Linked DNA regions of Homo sapiens: region 2 is linked to region 1. The links are chromatin loops, found by intact Hi-C in ENCODE. Cell type or tissue: upper lobe of right lung. All regions are shown on one strand. Links, peaks and the distances in the headings refer to the core of each region. The heading gives the core; the rest is flanking DNA.

The links. A loop is a pair of places that touch in the nucleus more often than their neighbours do. Peaks named below come from ENCODE experiments on the same cell type or tissue, not always from the same donor. Only the 100,000 strongest peaks of a DNase experiment are listed, where the experiment ranks them.
Region 2: a loop joins it to region 1, with 5 times the contacts of the local background. A loop is called at or near these places in 11 of 110 quality-filtered maps.

The regions. Positions count from the first base shown.
Region 1 is chr16:86,517,763-86,522,762 of GRCh38, reverse strand. No RefSeq gene overlaps it. Among named protein-coding and RNA genes, the nearest start is that of FOXF1, 9.7 kb to the right of the region's middle. RefSeq lists an enhancer at 500-1,000. In upper lobe of right lung, for the core only: CTCF peaks have their summits at 2,475 (motif pointing right) and 4,894 (motif pointing right); DNase peaks (open chromatin) are centred at 2,512 and 4,880; H3K4me3 peaks cover 387 bases; H3K27ac peaks cover 1,335 bases; H3K27me3 peaks cover 3,860 bases.
Region 2 is chr16:86,194,889-86,205,020 of GRCh38, reverse strand. LINC01082 (long intergenic non-protein coding RNA 1082) reads right to left here and starts at 8,840. Exons shown (of 2, transcript NR_103859.1): 1 at 8,609-8,840; 2 at 5,301-5,509. It overlaps LOC124903743 (a long non-coding RNA gene), which reads left to right and starts at 5,505. Exons shown (of 2, transcript XR_007065164.1): 1 at 5,505-6,131; 2 at 7,842-10,132. RefSeq lists an enhancer at 2,655-3,155. In upper lobe of right lung, for the core only: no CTCF peak of the experiment used is centred there; no DNase peak of the experiment used is centred there; H3K4me3 peaks cover 3,246 bases; H3K27ac peaks cover 4,827 bases; H3K27me3 peaks cover 3,084 bases.

The sequences.
Region 1 (5,000 bases), core at 1-5,000:
AAGGCCGAGAACAGCGGTGGAACAGAATTACGAAGAAAGGGCCAGTGCAGAGACCACCACAAAGAGTTACATTTTAGCAAAGTGATGGTGGAGAGGATGAAATGTCAGATGAGAACAGCATTTAGAACAGGAATCAGTAACCAGGTGTAGGAATGGTGGTAAATTTAGGGTAAACATATGGGCCCCCCTCTGGCACCCACCACAGACATCAGTAATGATCCCTGTGCTCTTGCTGGCTGATCCGAAGTACCTTCCGCAGCATGTTCAGCCCCAAGACCTGCTGATATGGACAGGAGATGTGAAGCTTTCTGCCTTTTTACCAAAGGAGCAAAAATGAGGATTCCCTCCCCTCCCCTCTTCCTGTCCTCCTGGGAAGGGCTGGGCAGTATCCTCTCCCTGTCCCGCAGGCCCCCAGGAAGCACCTGGCTTGCAGCCGACTCAGTTTCCAAAATTTTAATTGTCACATCCCCTCCCCCCCAGCAAAAATAACCAATCGAGGCTTGCTAAGCCCACTTCCCTCCATCCCGTTCCCTTTATAGATTTATAAAATACATGCTGTATATGTATAAAATATATTAAAGAGGAAATATTAACTATATACATAGATGCACACATTTATATCATTTCCCGTAGTCCTTGCAGTCACTTTTGAGAGGCCTCCTATTTCACAGCCGAGGTTACTGAAATGCAGAGGAGTCAGTTTGCCCACCGTGCCCCTGTGGGCAGGGAGTGAAGCCGCGATTGCAGCGACAGCTGACCACAGGTTGAGCCATCAATCCCACTGTACCTTCCTTCGCTGGGGATTGTCCCCTACTTGCCACCTGAGGTAGGAAGAGGCAGACAAAGCCAGAGGTGTTTCCTGGAAGAGAAAAGCAGTGCCCTGTGGAACGGTGGGGGGCTTCTACCCGATCACACGGCGCACAGTGCAGAGGCGCGTTGGGGCCCAGGGCTGTTCCGACAGAAGCCAGCAGGAGTCCCTATCTTGCACGTACTGAACCCTTCAACTCTGATCCGCACATCACCACCCCGTGACCTGCGGCCAGCCCATCATGCGACAGCCCCACACAACCCTGGTCCTGTTGCTGGAAATAGCCCCATATTTGATTGCATTTGTAGATGGAGAAACTGGGGCATAGAGTATTGGCGGCTTGTTTCCTGGTGCATTGCAGAGCCGCAGGTTGGGGGGATCTGGGCGCCCCTCTTCTGTCCCCCTCTCCCGGCCACCCACCGCCCCAGCAAGTCCCCATGACTTTGCCAATGTCAGTGATCATCCCGTGTTTTTACCAGAGACCATCTGGGCACTTATTCAAGCAAGCAGAGACGCTTAGGGAACCCACACTCCCATTCCCGCGAACACGGCAGCACTTCTTCATGTGAATGGAACCTTTTCTTTTTGATGTCCATAAATCGCAGAGGTCGGAATGGAGCTGACGTGTGACCATGCGGTTTGCGCGTTTTGCACTCTGGATGGTTTGGAAGCAATGAGCTCAGGCCCTGAGTACTGAATTGTGAGCAAATTAAACATCCCTACCCACCTTGCAGGGTGAATTAGCTCACTTAAGCCTTAGAAGAGTCCCAGGAAGCGTGTACTACTGTTTCCCTTTTCCAGATAAGACAGATGTGGCTCAGAAGGGCTCTGTGACTCCCTGCGGTCTCATAGCAGAGTCGGCCACAGCGTCAAGCCCCTCCCTGCTGGGCGGGAGAAGGCTGTCCCCCGGAGAAACACCACGTGCTCATCTCTTGACCACAAGCAGGGCCTCAGGGGTCACGAAGCCACCGCAGCTTGTCGGAACAGAGAGACCATTTAATGGTCGAAGAGTGCCGTGCTGGAGCCAGGCACACCAGGGTTTGCACCGTGTCCTGGCTGTGTGGCCTCTAAGTGCTTGCCCTCTCTGTGCCTGGTTTATTCACTGTAAGCCTTTCACAGGTTATTATTTATTTAAGCCTCACAGCAATGCTATGGGAGCCCTACTCTTACCATCATCCCCACTGTAACGATGGGGAAGCCGAGGTGAGCAGAAGAGAGACACCTGTGCAGGCTCACGAAGTTGAGAAGAGAGGGAGTCGGGACTCGAACCCAGGCCCTGTGACTCCCGTGCTCTGACCCGCTACATCCCTTATCTGCTCCTCCTAGAACGGCGGGGTCCCTGAGGGTGCAGGGAGATGTCTCCTGTGGCCAACGGAGCACAGCTGCCTCACTCAGGAATGGGGTTGGAAGTCATTTTTACTTTCTTCGTTTCACTTTTCTAAAGTTTTTTTTTTTTTATTTGGAATAAGCCACGTCATTTGTGTAATTAGAAAAACACTGCATTAACTGACCCCCGACCAAATAAAATAAAATAAAAAGCCAGCTACGCCTTGACAAAGGTCAAAGGGTCTGAAATAGAGCAATCAGGTTCATTCCTCGCATCCGCGGCTGCCCATCCTGGGGAAGATCAATTTTCCTGATGGGACGGATTTTAAGGGCCCAATAGCATCTGCACGAAGTGGACAGCAGGTGGCGCTGCCGCCGTGTAGAGAAACAGCCGAGCGGGAAATCCCCAGGGTGGGTCAGAGGCTGCCCCGCAGGAAGGACCCTGGTGTCCTGGGTCCTCTTGTTTCCCAAGAGGTTTCCTGACCCTGAGCTCTCTCCCTGGGGCGGGCATCGCAGCGAAGGCCCCTGGGAAGTGAGCCGGGACAGCTGCCCTCCTGTCCCTCCTGTCCTCATGACCTACATTTGCTGTGGCCTCGCCCAGCCTCCCCTGGCTGCCTCCCCTTGCCCTGCCCACTTTGCTGGCCCACCTCCCGCACCTGGACAGAGGCGGCGCAGTCCTCTCTGCTCAGTCAGGCTGGCGACCCTGCCGAGGAGTCACAGCAGAAAGCCAGGGTTGGCCAGTGCTTCCTGCCTCACAGAAACGCCATGCACTAATAGATCACAGCCTGTTTGGGGGGAAGTGTCCGGAACGGAAATGTTGCTCTCCTCTTCCAGGGACATTTGCAGACTCAGCACGCTTCCCCGTGGCCCAGACCCCAGACCTGCCGGGGAACACGGGGTGGGGGGAACCCGGCGTCCGTGCCTGCTCCCTGGAGTGCTGGCGGCAGTTTCCATAAAATGCCTGCGGCGGCTGGTCACAGCACTACAGCACTCTCAAGGGCCCTGCGTGTGGCACTGCTCCTCCCTAGGCTGCCACCCCACAGGCATAGAACATTGTCCAAAATAAGTCAGAGAGGATGCCTGCACCTGGTCCCAGCGACCCTCCGCCCCTGCTCTGCCAGGCTTCCTCTTGGTTGTGTCCCCAGCAAACATCCTGCACTGTGGGATGGGAGAAAGACCACCATAGGGACCATGTAGACACTGCATCTGGGCAGCTTTCTCCCTCTGCTAAGGACATTTGTGGTCATCCTGCCCTTGCTGTCGTTGTTGCTTCAGAGTGTCCACATGACCCCAGGTGTCCTGATGCTGGAAGCAGCTGGATGGTACTGCAGGACATGGCCCTGTGTATTCAGCTGCTGGGTAGTGCATGGCCTGGGCATCTACTCCAATGGGGACCGCACACCTTCCCACCTCAATGCCAGTTGCTGTGCGACCACCACACCCTTGCTCCCTTGCCACTGGGCTGGGACAACACGGCACTGGGCGGTCCGTCTGTGACAACAGGTGTGCATCAACATGTCCGTCGCAAATCTAGTCTAGTGCAGTGGTGGACACGTAGCCAGGGCCCCGTGTGGAGCGGATAGTTCCACGACGGTTCCCCTCTGTCCATCTGTCATTTCATGCTGACAATGTTTTATTTTAAGAGTTTAATTGAGCAATGAACAGTTTGCAAATTGGACAGCCTTCCAGCCAGAATCAGCTCAGAGACCCCCAACTCCCACGATGTTTTATGCTTGCAGACAGCAGGCGTTCCTCTGCCCCTGCGCACCCCCAAAGCACACGAAGACAGAATTGTCAAAGGCCTGGGATTCCTCTCGGCCCCACAACAAGTCAGCGTCCCTTCATGGATGGATGCGACCCCGTCCCTTGTTGTCCCACCCTGCTGGCCACATGGCCCAGGACACTGCCCCTGGGCTCAGCTGCAGAAGACGCCGGAAAAGGGCCTTCCTCCTTAACACAGAGCCCAGAACTCTGACGTACTGGTGCCCAGAAGTTTCCATAGAGTGTGGAGGTGGCCACAGTGCTGTGCAGGCAGCCGCGTCTGAGCACCCACTTTCATCTGAAGTTTTTCTCAGCTGGTCTAAGGGGACCCCAGGAAGCAAAGGAAGCTTCCATGGCAGGCCATGGTGGAACCCGTGAATCACACTTGGAACCCTGAGAGGGGGTAAAGGTCAGGGTCTGAGCTGCGCTGGCTGCTAGGCCAGCTCCCGCCCCACCTGCAAGCGCCCTCCTAGCTCAGCTGGAAGGTAAGAGGGGGTCTGAGAGCATGTGTTTGGAGACCCCGACTCTCTGTGGTCCTGCCCATTGCCAGCTCTCCTCTGGAGGCCGGAAGCCAGCAGAGGCTAGATCATGGATCCCACGTCAACTTTCCTTTTACCACTAGGCCCTGTGGATGGAGGCAAACGGGTGTCCAGGAGCCTTGCGGTGTAGTGGCAAGTGACACAGGATTCAGGGTCAGAAAGTACTGGGTCTGAGTCCAAATTCCACATCTTACCGATCATGTCGGGAGCAGTCAGTGACCCTCCCTGAGCTCAGGTTCTGCCCCCGAAACAAGCAGAGTAACAAGGACAGAGCTGGGGCAGGAGCAAGCGAGGGTGAGCTGGGGTGGACTGGGATGCCCATGTGGGAAGAAGGCCTGCCCCGGCCCGGCGTTCACATGGTATGCCTGCAAATGTGGCCGTGGTGCTTGTTTGCCTGGCCTCCAAGTTCTCTCAACCAGCTGCTGCTACAGACACGTGGGCCTGATCCAGCAGGCGGGCAGGAGGGGGCAGCAGAGGCCGCTCAGAGCAGCCTTGACCAGCGTGGGAGAACAGACCCAAACTAGCGCTCACCCAGGACCACCCAGCTTATCCTTGAACACCGTGGA
Region 2 (10,132 bases), core at 5,133-10,132, 320 kb after region 1:
GATGGCGCCACTGCACTCCAGCCTGGGCGACAGAGCGAGACTCCATCTCCAAAAAAAAAAAAAAGAAGAAAAAGAAAAAAAGGTAACGCAATACCCGGAAGTACACCAACATAGAAAGCCCCAGGTCAAAAGGTCAAGCTATGCACTTGATCTCTCAAGTCACCCACTTGGCCCCCTTCCAAGGATACTCTCCTTCCTTTCCTTCTTGCTCTGAAGCTTTCTAATACACTTTTACTCCTGCTTTAAAACTGGCCTTGGTCTCTCCTTGTGCTTTATGCCCCTCAGTCGAATTCTTCCTTCTGAGGAGGCAAGAATCGAAGTTGCCACAGACCTTCTGGATACGGATTCTCCACCATTAACAGACCTAACAGGCAAAAACTACCTGCTTAATGGAACCTGCATTCTCATGGGGGAAGGTATATATCAGAGATTCAGAGTGGTGTCAGGTGGTGCAGGAAATGCCTGCAAATACGAGGTATAGGTTGGAAGGGGTGGGTCCGAACAGCATCGTCTGCACTTCACCTAGCTCTGGGTTCTTTGTCAACATTTTTCCTGAATATGCTAAACACATATTAAACCCGCGAGTGGGTTGCATCCAGGTCAGCATCCTGGTGGTAACACTGCACTGTGGTATGAAAGATGTTACCAGTGGGAGAAACTGGGTGAAGAGTACAGAGATCTCTCCGTGTTACTCCTCACACCTGCCTAGGAATCTACCATTATCTCAGCATAAAACGTTTTTTAAAAATTAAAAAAAAAAAATCTTTAACCGAAGCCAAAATAGTAACAATGGCTCCCATCTGTCAAGCGCCTGGAGAGGCCGATGGTGAACAAACAGCCCTGGAGCCAGACCACCTGGGTTCAGATCTCAGCTCCACCCGTGGCCTCGGTCGAACGCTATCACTGCCCTGGGCCTCAGTGCTGACATCTGACAAATGGGTTTGTGGTGGTGACCGCCTCCTCCGGTTGGTGTGAGAAGGAGATGTTAATGAGCAAGGGCCCCACGTGCTGTTTGTTTTTTATTGTTATGACTTTGTGGAGGGTTCTGGGAGGCTCTGTACTGACCTTTTACAAGCATCGAGCATTATCTCAGGTAATCCCCATAACCACACTTCAGAGGCAGGATGAAGCCCACTTCACAGTTGACAAGAGAGGAGCACCTAGAGCTGAGGTTGAGCGGTGGGTCTCGGACCTGGAGGTTGCTGGCGGAAGGGAGGGGACTGAAGGACACGTCCTGGACAGGGGTTGCTATAGCCCAGTCCTGCCCACCCCTGGAGAGGCAGGACCCTGCCCTGGCCACACAGGCTGCAGGGATGCTGGCTTTGGGGCCGGGCTCTGTGCAAACCATCATCTCCCCCAAGGAAAAGCAGTCAGCCACCGGTGTCCTCTGGAGTGTCTGGGATTCAGAGACTCCCCAAAGCTTTGCAGAGCGAGGGGCCTGTGTGTCCTCCCGCCATCTTAGGGAGAAGCTGGAGCTGAAAGTTCACCTCATTCCCATCATCCAAAAGACAGAGGGCCTCCCTCGCCAGCTGGGGTCCTACTTCTTTTCTAAGCCTGCTCCAATTTTTGTTTTGTTGCCGTGTTTTTGTCTCAAGCCTCATGTGTTGTCCCAGCAAAAATTGGTTTGATATTTCCAGAAAGGTTTCTCCTCTTCCCTGAGAACAAACAGACCCTAGCTCCGCACAATTCAAACCCTCAGGGCTCAGGAACCAGAAAGAATAGAGGAGGAAATCGGTGTTGGAGGCCTGGGCGGGTGCACAGGGGAGAGAGGTGCAGCGGGTGCCACATCGCGGGGCCACCCCACAGCAGGCGCTGCTAATCCCAGCTATGGAAGAGGAAACTCAGACCTCAGAAAGGAAAAGTGACTCCCAGAGCAGCAGAACTGGCTGGGGCTGTGGCTCTGAGGACACCACTTAAGAAACTCTCTTAAATAATCATCACGTTTTCCAATTTAATAATAGTGCCCTTCTCTCTTCTCAGCACCACTGCCCTGCAGAGGTCAGGGGCCGAATCTGAGCTCTGGTACTTACTAGCTGTGTGCCTTGGGGCAAGTCTTCTGGGCCTCACTTACCCCATCTGTAAAATGGGCACAAAAAATACCTGCCCCATAGGGTGGTGGACACGGTGAAATAGATTAACCGATGTGAGGCTCCTGAAATGGTGCCTGACTCACTAGATCTTCTCTCTCTCTCTCTCTCTCTCTCCTCTCTCTCTCCAAATATATATGTGTGTTAGCTGTCATTGAAGAGGTTTGTGATTTACGGAAAAGTAAGTGGGCCAATGTAGCATTGTAAATACTTGTAACAAATAACTGGAATTCATCTTAATTCAACAAGGTTTGAATTTTTCCCAGAAGGCTTTTAAGTTTTCTCTTTTGTTTTGTCTTGCTGTGTTTACTAAGAAAGAGAGCCCCACGCTGATGAGAAGGAGCGTTCCCGAGGTTGCTTTTGGGCCAGTCCTGTGCATGCTCTTGGTTTGGACAGCAAGGCCCTGGGGCTAGGGTAGGGCCCAGCACAAGATAACCAGGGGCCGCGTCACTTTCCTTCAGACCCGACCCACAAACAAGGGGACAGAACAGAGGCGGGCATCCTGGAAAACTCTCCCACGCTGAGAGCGTTTCTGCTTCACGAAGAACCAGTCCCCAGCGCCCCTACTCAGCTCACGCCACATCCCGGGTGTCGAGTAGTCCGCAGTGGTGCTCTACTCGCAGGCTGCTGTGACCCTTGGACCAGGGTGAGCCCCCACCCTGGCAGGGCACCCTTAGGGAGCAGGAATTAAAGAAACAAAACCTCAGAAGTCTCCAGTTCATTAAATGGAAGCGTATTTCCTAAGTTTGAATCTAGATGTTTAGGCTTAGAGCTGTTCTCAAGCCCTGGCTGCACACAGGATTACCTGGGAGCTGGTAAAAATCAATCAATCAATAAAGCAGCCGCATGCCCGCAGGTTCTTCTAAATCCCTGGGGGGCATCTGTGCTGTAAAACTCTCCAGGGAATGAGAACCGCTGGGCCTGGGAGGGGAGCCTTGGGCTAGGAACAGCAGGAGACGAAGGTCTCTGCAGCAGAAGTGAGCGCCAGCGACAGGAGAGTGGGGCAGATCCCTGCCACCTCCCCCAGCCACCCACCCAGCCTCTCCTCACCCGGGTACTTTCCAGAGAGCACCGCCTGCCTCCTTCTCCCCTGACCCCGCCTCACTCAGCTCTGCCTGGCTGTTAACAGCACCAGGGCTTCTCCGCTCTCCCCAGGTATCTAGCCCCAAAGCTTTTTCAACTCTACTGCTTTCTTATCTGCCTGCCTGGAACCCCATCTTCACCTCCTTCATCTCCCTCTTTCTGGTTTCCCTTCCTGGTGTCCCCGGCCTGCAACATACTGAGTCCTGCAGCTATGACCTTCCTCTGGCTCTCAGCTTCTCTCTTTTGATGCTCAAGAGGTGTAAGATTGTCACAGCCACAGCAGGGAAGAAAAACAGGCTTCTCTGTGCTCTTATTGATGAACTGAGGAGGCCCTTCTCAAGCCTGGCCTCCAGCTCTGGCCTCCAGGCCCTGGGAGGGGCATTAAACACACGGCCCACCCACCCTGGCTTCAGACTCTCACAGCTTCTGTCGTCACACACTTGCCACTACACCTTCCCCTCTGGCCTCATAAGGACCTTCAAAGTAAATCACGGAAGGAATCCTTAGCCTGTTTTCTTTGGATGTGGATATGGAAATTCAGCTAGAAGTTGGGGGACCCAGAACTTAGCCTGGGGACTGGTGATTCTCTCCAGAGCCCTCGGAGCCAGAGCGGCCAGGTGCCAGGTGTGGCTGCTCAACCCCTAGGTTTTCAGTGTCCTTCTTCGGGGCCACTGTCCCTCCAGGCAGTATGCACAGTGGTTAGGAGCCTCACTAAGAAGAGGGGCTGTGACACCTCTGGAGGTTAATGGACGTGACATGCAGAATGCACCTGGAACACACCTGGCCCTAGAGAGTGCTCCACAGTGGCCTCTGCTCCCTAGCCACCATTCTCTGTGGCGCTTTAAAATCCGCCTGCAGGGTGATCTCATGTGCTGCCCTCACCGCTGGCCGGTAGGACTTACAGGAAGGAATCAGGCCGAACCTCTGGAGTGGGTATGCACTGAAAAATAAGCTGCTCATCTATCTGTGTTGTGGGGAGGGGAGGCAATTTCCTGGGCGGGCGGGCCCTGGGAGAGGTTCAGTGTTAGGAGTGAATCTGGGCTAGAGACCTGGGGAGAGGGGAGAAGCCCTGGTGCTGTGTGAATCTTCTGTGTGATTTGGAGACGAGACATGACTGGCAGTTTCAGGCAGATCAGTCAGAGGAGGGCTGCTGGGCTGTGTGCCTTGTTGGGTTTGCATGTTCTGAAGTTATTTGACAATGAAAACAATAAAGAAGTGAATAAAAATATCCACTTATGTTTTTGAAGCACTTTTATTCTAAGACCACTTCCAGGGATGAAGGAGGAAAGACGTAGTCATCTGCTTGCCCCAGCTCACAGCCGGACGCTGCGGCTTTTGGGTAAGATCTTAAGCAGTTTTCTTAAGGTCTGGCTTTGAGCTTCTGCCCAGCTCCATTCCTCTGTGTCAGAAGAGTTTAATGAGTAAGAGGGTGGTCGCTGAGAGACGCAAAGAGTCTCAGGAGAAAACGTGGCCCAGAAATAAAGGCACGCCCGTGGTCACACAGAAAATGGGAACAAATGCGCAGTCTCCCACCTCCCGAACCTCCAAAGAGACCATAAACCCCAGCTCAGAACTGGCTTGCGAGCCACTGCCGCATTGCAGGGGGGAAGGCAAATATCTCCTCAGCTAACGAATGCGGGGAAGGGGAGGGATTTTATATTCCAAATGATTTTTTTTTTTCTTGTGAACACAGACATCTGGTGTCCTATAAATAAAATTCAAAATGTAAATACCGTAAAGCCCATTAGAGAGTGGTTTTAGGTTTGGTGGGAGCGCGGGTCAGCTGCTAACCCGCTGCACCGTGGTGGGAAAACATCACCCCACACGTGGGTGTTCTCGGCTCCAGCAAGCCGCCTGCGTCACTGCACCAGCCGGGCTGCACTTCGTCTTACGGATAAACATTAAAACACGGGTCAATTGTCTTATATTTATTATGTTGCATGAACAGTTTTAAATAGCTACCTAAAAACCTTTCTGCTTTCATTTTATACATTGGGGAAGAAATACCTTGTGAAGGGAGAATACCACACTTCTTGCAAAGGACCCAAATTCCTGTGCCCACCAATTACGCCCCGGGACATGCGCTCGGCCAGATTTTAATATCAGGTTTAAAATGCTCTTCAAAAGACATTTTCTGTTTGAGACATATTAAACAAGCTTTATTTAATAATGCTCAATTTGACTTTTCCAATTTAAATATGGGCTCTGATCAGCAACCATTTGATCCCGGCTTCATTTCAGGCTGAAGAATAATTTCTTCTGGTTGTTTTTCTTCGGTGCTGGGTTGATCCTGGGGCCGAGTGGCTGCTCTCGAGTTCCCTACATTTCTCGAGTCTGTGCTGTGAGTGGAAAGAAACAGAGCCATAAAAAGCCTCTCCCAAAGCTGCTGCATAACGTTTACATTGTGCGTCCTCACATCTGTCTGGCTGAAGACAAAAGATATCATTTAAAAGACTCCTCCTAACTGGATAATTATACGGAGACATTTTATTTTTTAAAGTAGAGCATCTGAATGCAAAGAAATTCCCAAGGAGGTGTTCTTTTTCTAGATCTATTCTGCTATCTACCCTCTGCTTTTCCCCTATTTGGGGATTTTTATAAGAATTGTATACACCAAATGGGTGGTCATCCATTAGCAGTCAAGGATTTTGAGACAGCAGCAAGAAGAGGGAGAGTTATTTTAACATTTGAGTTCAATGTGTTTTACAAGAGGGAATGCCACTGTAGATTCCACTAACCTTAGGAACATTTCAGATAGATCTTTTGGTTCCCGTCATTACTGTTCTGATTTTACTAGCATGGTATTTAAAAAGCAAACCCTGAATTTTGGTTTTATCTTCTCCTGCCACCTTCAGAAAATAGCCACCATGAAGCCGGTGGCCCTGGTCCCCCTCTCGAGGTATCATAAAGCCATTCATAACGGCATAAACGCCTGACAACACTCCCTGATGCCAGCCCGGGGTAAGTCGGACAGTGATGAGGGTGGGAGAAACGCTGTCGGTTATCTGAGCACCCTCTCTACCGGGACCGTGATCCCAGCCCGGGAGGAGGGGTCTTTTGCTGTGAAAGGAGCATTTATTAGCGCAGGGCCAGTGCCTGGTTTATGGACCCCAGCTGGGTGGGAGGATGCCACCCCACCCCGCCTGCAGCCTGCGTCCTGGCCTGAAGTGTTTACTGTCAGGGTGATTTACACCATCCAGGTGTTCATTTGGGAAGCATCTCGGCTCTGAGCTGACGCGGCGATTGCAGTGGGTTTGCAGACTGCAGCGTTTTTCTATTCATCAGGGTCCAGGGGCCAAAAAAGACAGTTTTTGTAAATGCTGGCCCAAAGCAGGCTCCTGTCCTGTGATTCCACAAAGGAAGGCTGAGTGACCATGTTAGCCAAGCTCCCCGGTGCCCTGTCCGTGTTGGAGAAATGGGCACTTAGTGCAGTTGCCCTGCTCTCTCATGGATCCTCTCATCAGATCAGTTCCTCCCGGCAGTCTCTGCCCTCCGAGCTTTGGTGGCCGTGTGGATGCTAAGCCGGGCTTTCCTTCTGCTCCTTTAGCACCCCGGGGCTTTCAAAAGGGTCTTGCTAAGCAGTTTCTTTTCTTAATGGAATTTGGGGTTCACAGACGAGCCTGGAGTGTTGGCGATTGCTCCATTTCTCCCCAGCCCCACAGATCAGCCTCTGCCGGGTGCTTCCATGTTAAGGGAGACATTTTTCAGGAGCCGCTTTCTCGAGATAACCACTCTATTATTTTTGCTCACATTTCAACGCAGGTGATGGTGTTATTGTTTTGTCACTGGGTTTCCACGGGGAGTCCCTGACACCTATGCCTGGCATAATTTGAATGCCGAATTAAAACATGCCCCTATACACTAAAAATGGCCTTTTTGTTTGATTAAAAAAACAAAACAAAAACATATATTTTAAAATTTGTTTTATCATATCCATCTCACCTCCATTTAAAGGAGTTTGGACATTTATTAACATATCCATTTTTACACTTGTACTAATCTTTTCTCCAGCCGCTTCTGGTACTCTGATGAAAAAGCAAGAAAATGTATCTTGTGCCTCATAGAACTCTCTCTCTACACACACACACACACACACACACACACACGAGGGTGAGGGGAGGATTCTTATAGTGAAGTAAAAGATGATTCTTTGTCTATGTTTAATTTTCGCAAATAACTTTTTAATGATCCTGAAAGTAACTTTTTTACTGATCCTGAAAATACTGATGCTGAAATTTTAAGAGCTCCTTTCAACTTAGCTGGTTTTCTCTCCCTGACGAAATTCTTCAAGAATAGTTCTTTTGCACCCTTGCAAGATCGGTAAACATAAAGCGTTTGGTCAAGCAGAGGTGGGTTAAAAAGGGGGAACCATTTGATCCAGTTTTAGGAAATAATATTATTCCTTCTGCTTTGAACTCTATGTTTAAAATAGTCTTTTACGCCAATGATTTGAATACTAACAAATTCACTTAAAAAGCATCCACAATTCCCGTTTGTTGTGCTCTTTTCTCCCTGGACTATGAATATGTAAACCTCCCCAACAGGGTAAAAATGCATTGATTTGCCACACTAAACAGGGAAACGTTTGCACCAGTGACAACTGTTTAAAATTACTGGTCCTGGGATGAGGAAAAAAATGGCAGAAATAAAACAAAATTTTTTATTTCCAAGCATCAAGTTGAAGCCCTTTCAAGCGATCATCGGCTCCCTGGGAAATGCCTTTTCTCTGTTACCTGGCACAGCCGAACATCAAGAAGAAACGTGGAAAACATCACACTGACCCCCCAGAAAAATGAAAGAAAAGTACGGAAGAGACCAATTCCCACCCTTGCTATAGACGGAATAAGTATGTGCGTTTGTGAACCTTAAGTGTTCATCTAAATATGTTGCTTCAACGGAGATCCGCTTGTGGATACAGACACACGAAAATACACGAGACCACGCTCTATTTTAAGGAATTGCTGAAGAGTGTTGAACACTCAAACCCACCGCACAGCACCCTCGCAGCTAAGAGCACAATTGAATGAAACCAGCGGATTCATTTATTTTAACCTCCACTGGAGCTGTCCCAAAAAAGCAGGTGGCTATTGAAAGTGTTTTTCTGTTTTTGTCTTTTTTTTTTAATTCTAAATAACAAGAGGGATAAAAATTAATGTCGTTCTATGGGGTCTGAACATGAAAAGGTACGAGAGAGTGAGCCAGGGCCTGTGAAATGGCTAAACGGATTAGTAGCCTTACTTTTCAACATATAAACATCTGAAACCCGTTTCCTGTTTAAGAAAAAAAAAGTCTAGGTGGATGACCTCGGGCACTTTTTTTTTATTAACAAATGTGAATTGTACATCATGGTGGGAAAAAAAAAAAATGGTCCGCTCTTGGTGGTCTTTCTACAGTCTGTATATGGGAGACAGAGAAAAAAATACAAAAATAAACGTTACCTTCTCACTTGCAGGGTGGGCAATGCCATTTCTGCAGCCGTCCAGGGCTCTGGCAAATGTTAAGGCTGTCACTGTAGACAGAATCCCCATGGTCTGTCTGTGTGCCTCGATAGAGTCCGAAGAAAAACATTCCTCGCATTCCTGACGGTTGGTCCTATCTCCGGGCCTTGGACTCGGCCCTGCAGGCTCGTGTCACCCCGTCAAACGGCCTAGGCCACGGCTAATCTAAACCGCTGCCCTCCCCAGCCAGCCCTGCGGCAGGGTGAAAACTGGGACCAATTTGCTGCCTAAACCCTGAGGATACAGCAAGTTTGATTCTCGACCTTTAAGGACACCAGCTGCAATTTGTTCCGCCGAAAAGAGCTTAGCGGTTCTGGCACATTCTGACAAGATACATTTTATAGGGTTTGTGCTCAAATTTGATATTGGAAGTTAGGATTCCAATTTTATGCCTCCAGTGATAACAATAGCAGCTGGGACCTTTAAGAAATGTGTGTGTATGCCTTCTATTGAAGAGTTACATAACAAAAGCTATTTATGTCAAACACCTTATAAGGGAAAGATTTAGCCTAAATGTCAACATAACATATAATACTTTTTCATATTTAGATAGGACGAAAACATCTGCTATCAGTGCTGCATATAATTTTTGGTTTGGAGTATTAGATCTGTGGGGGCTTTCAACATTTCAAGTAAGCATCTCCTTGCCTTAATTTACGAATTCATCGAGGGGCCTTTTTTTCAATATTGTTTCTGTATAAAAAACAAATACCGATACATCATGATTTGGTTTTCCAAGTCCTTCTAATGAACGCACACAAAAGAAGGGCACAATTTCATGTTGTTTGATTTGACATTTGTAATTCCCAAGCATGCCATGAAGCCATTCAGTGGTGCCTTATAAACCGAGGCTGCTTTTGTCTCCTGAAAATGGCTGTGGTTTTGGAGAGGACCTGGCTGACCAGAACCTTGGTAATTCTGATGAAGGAAGAGATCAGCCGCTCAAGGAAGAAAACCTTTCCCAGCAAAGGAACAGCAGCGCCCAGTTCAAGACAACATCTGCAGCTCGATTTTGGAGGGGCTTAAATTCCCTCCAGCTTCCCTAGTGACACCACAGCAAGCTTTCTGAGAAGGAATCCCACCACCAAATAGACAATGACTCTTGTTTACACCAGACGCTTAGGAGTGACCACACGTGGGCCTGTGAGGCAGGCTTGGCTGGAAAATCCCAGCTTCCCTCTTAGCTTTTCTGCTCAGACGGCAGAACCTAACTGAGATGGGAAGAGAACCCCAATTAGCAAAGCCAGGGATTCGCCTGCACCCATGCATGTGCCGGTTCCGTCCGTCCCCTTGCTTCAGGTTTCTTTGACGAATTGGACGGTGTGACCACGGGTTAATGAGAAAGCCCAGTGGACGGCGGCACGCACGGTCATCTGGATGTTCTCTGCTCCTGCCCCAGCCCCTGAGCCTCCCACTGTGGACCACAGCCCCCGTTGGGGAACACAGAGGTCACGGGGGCCAAAT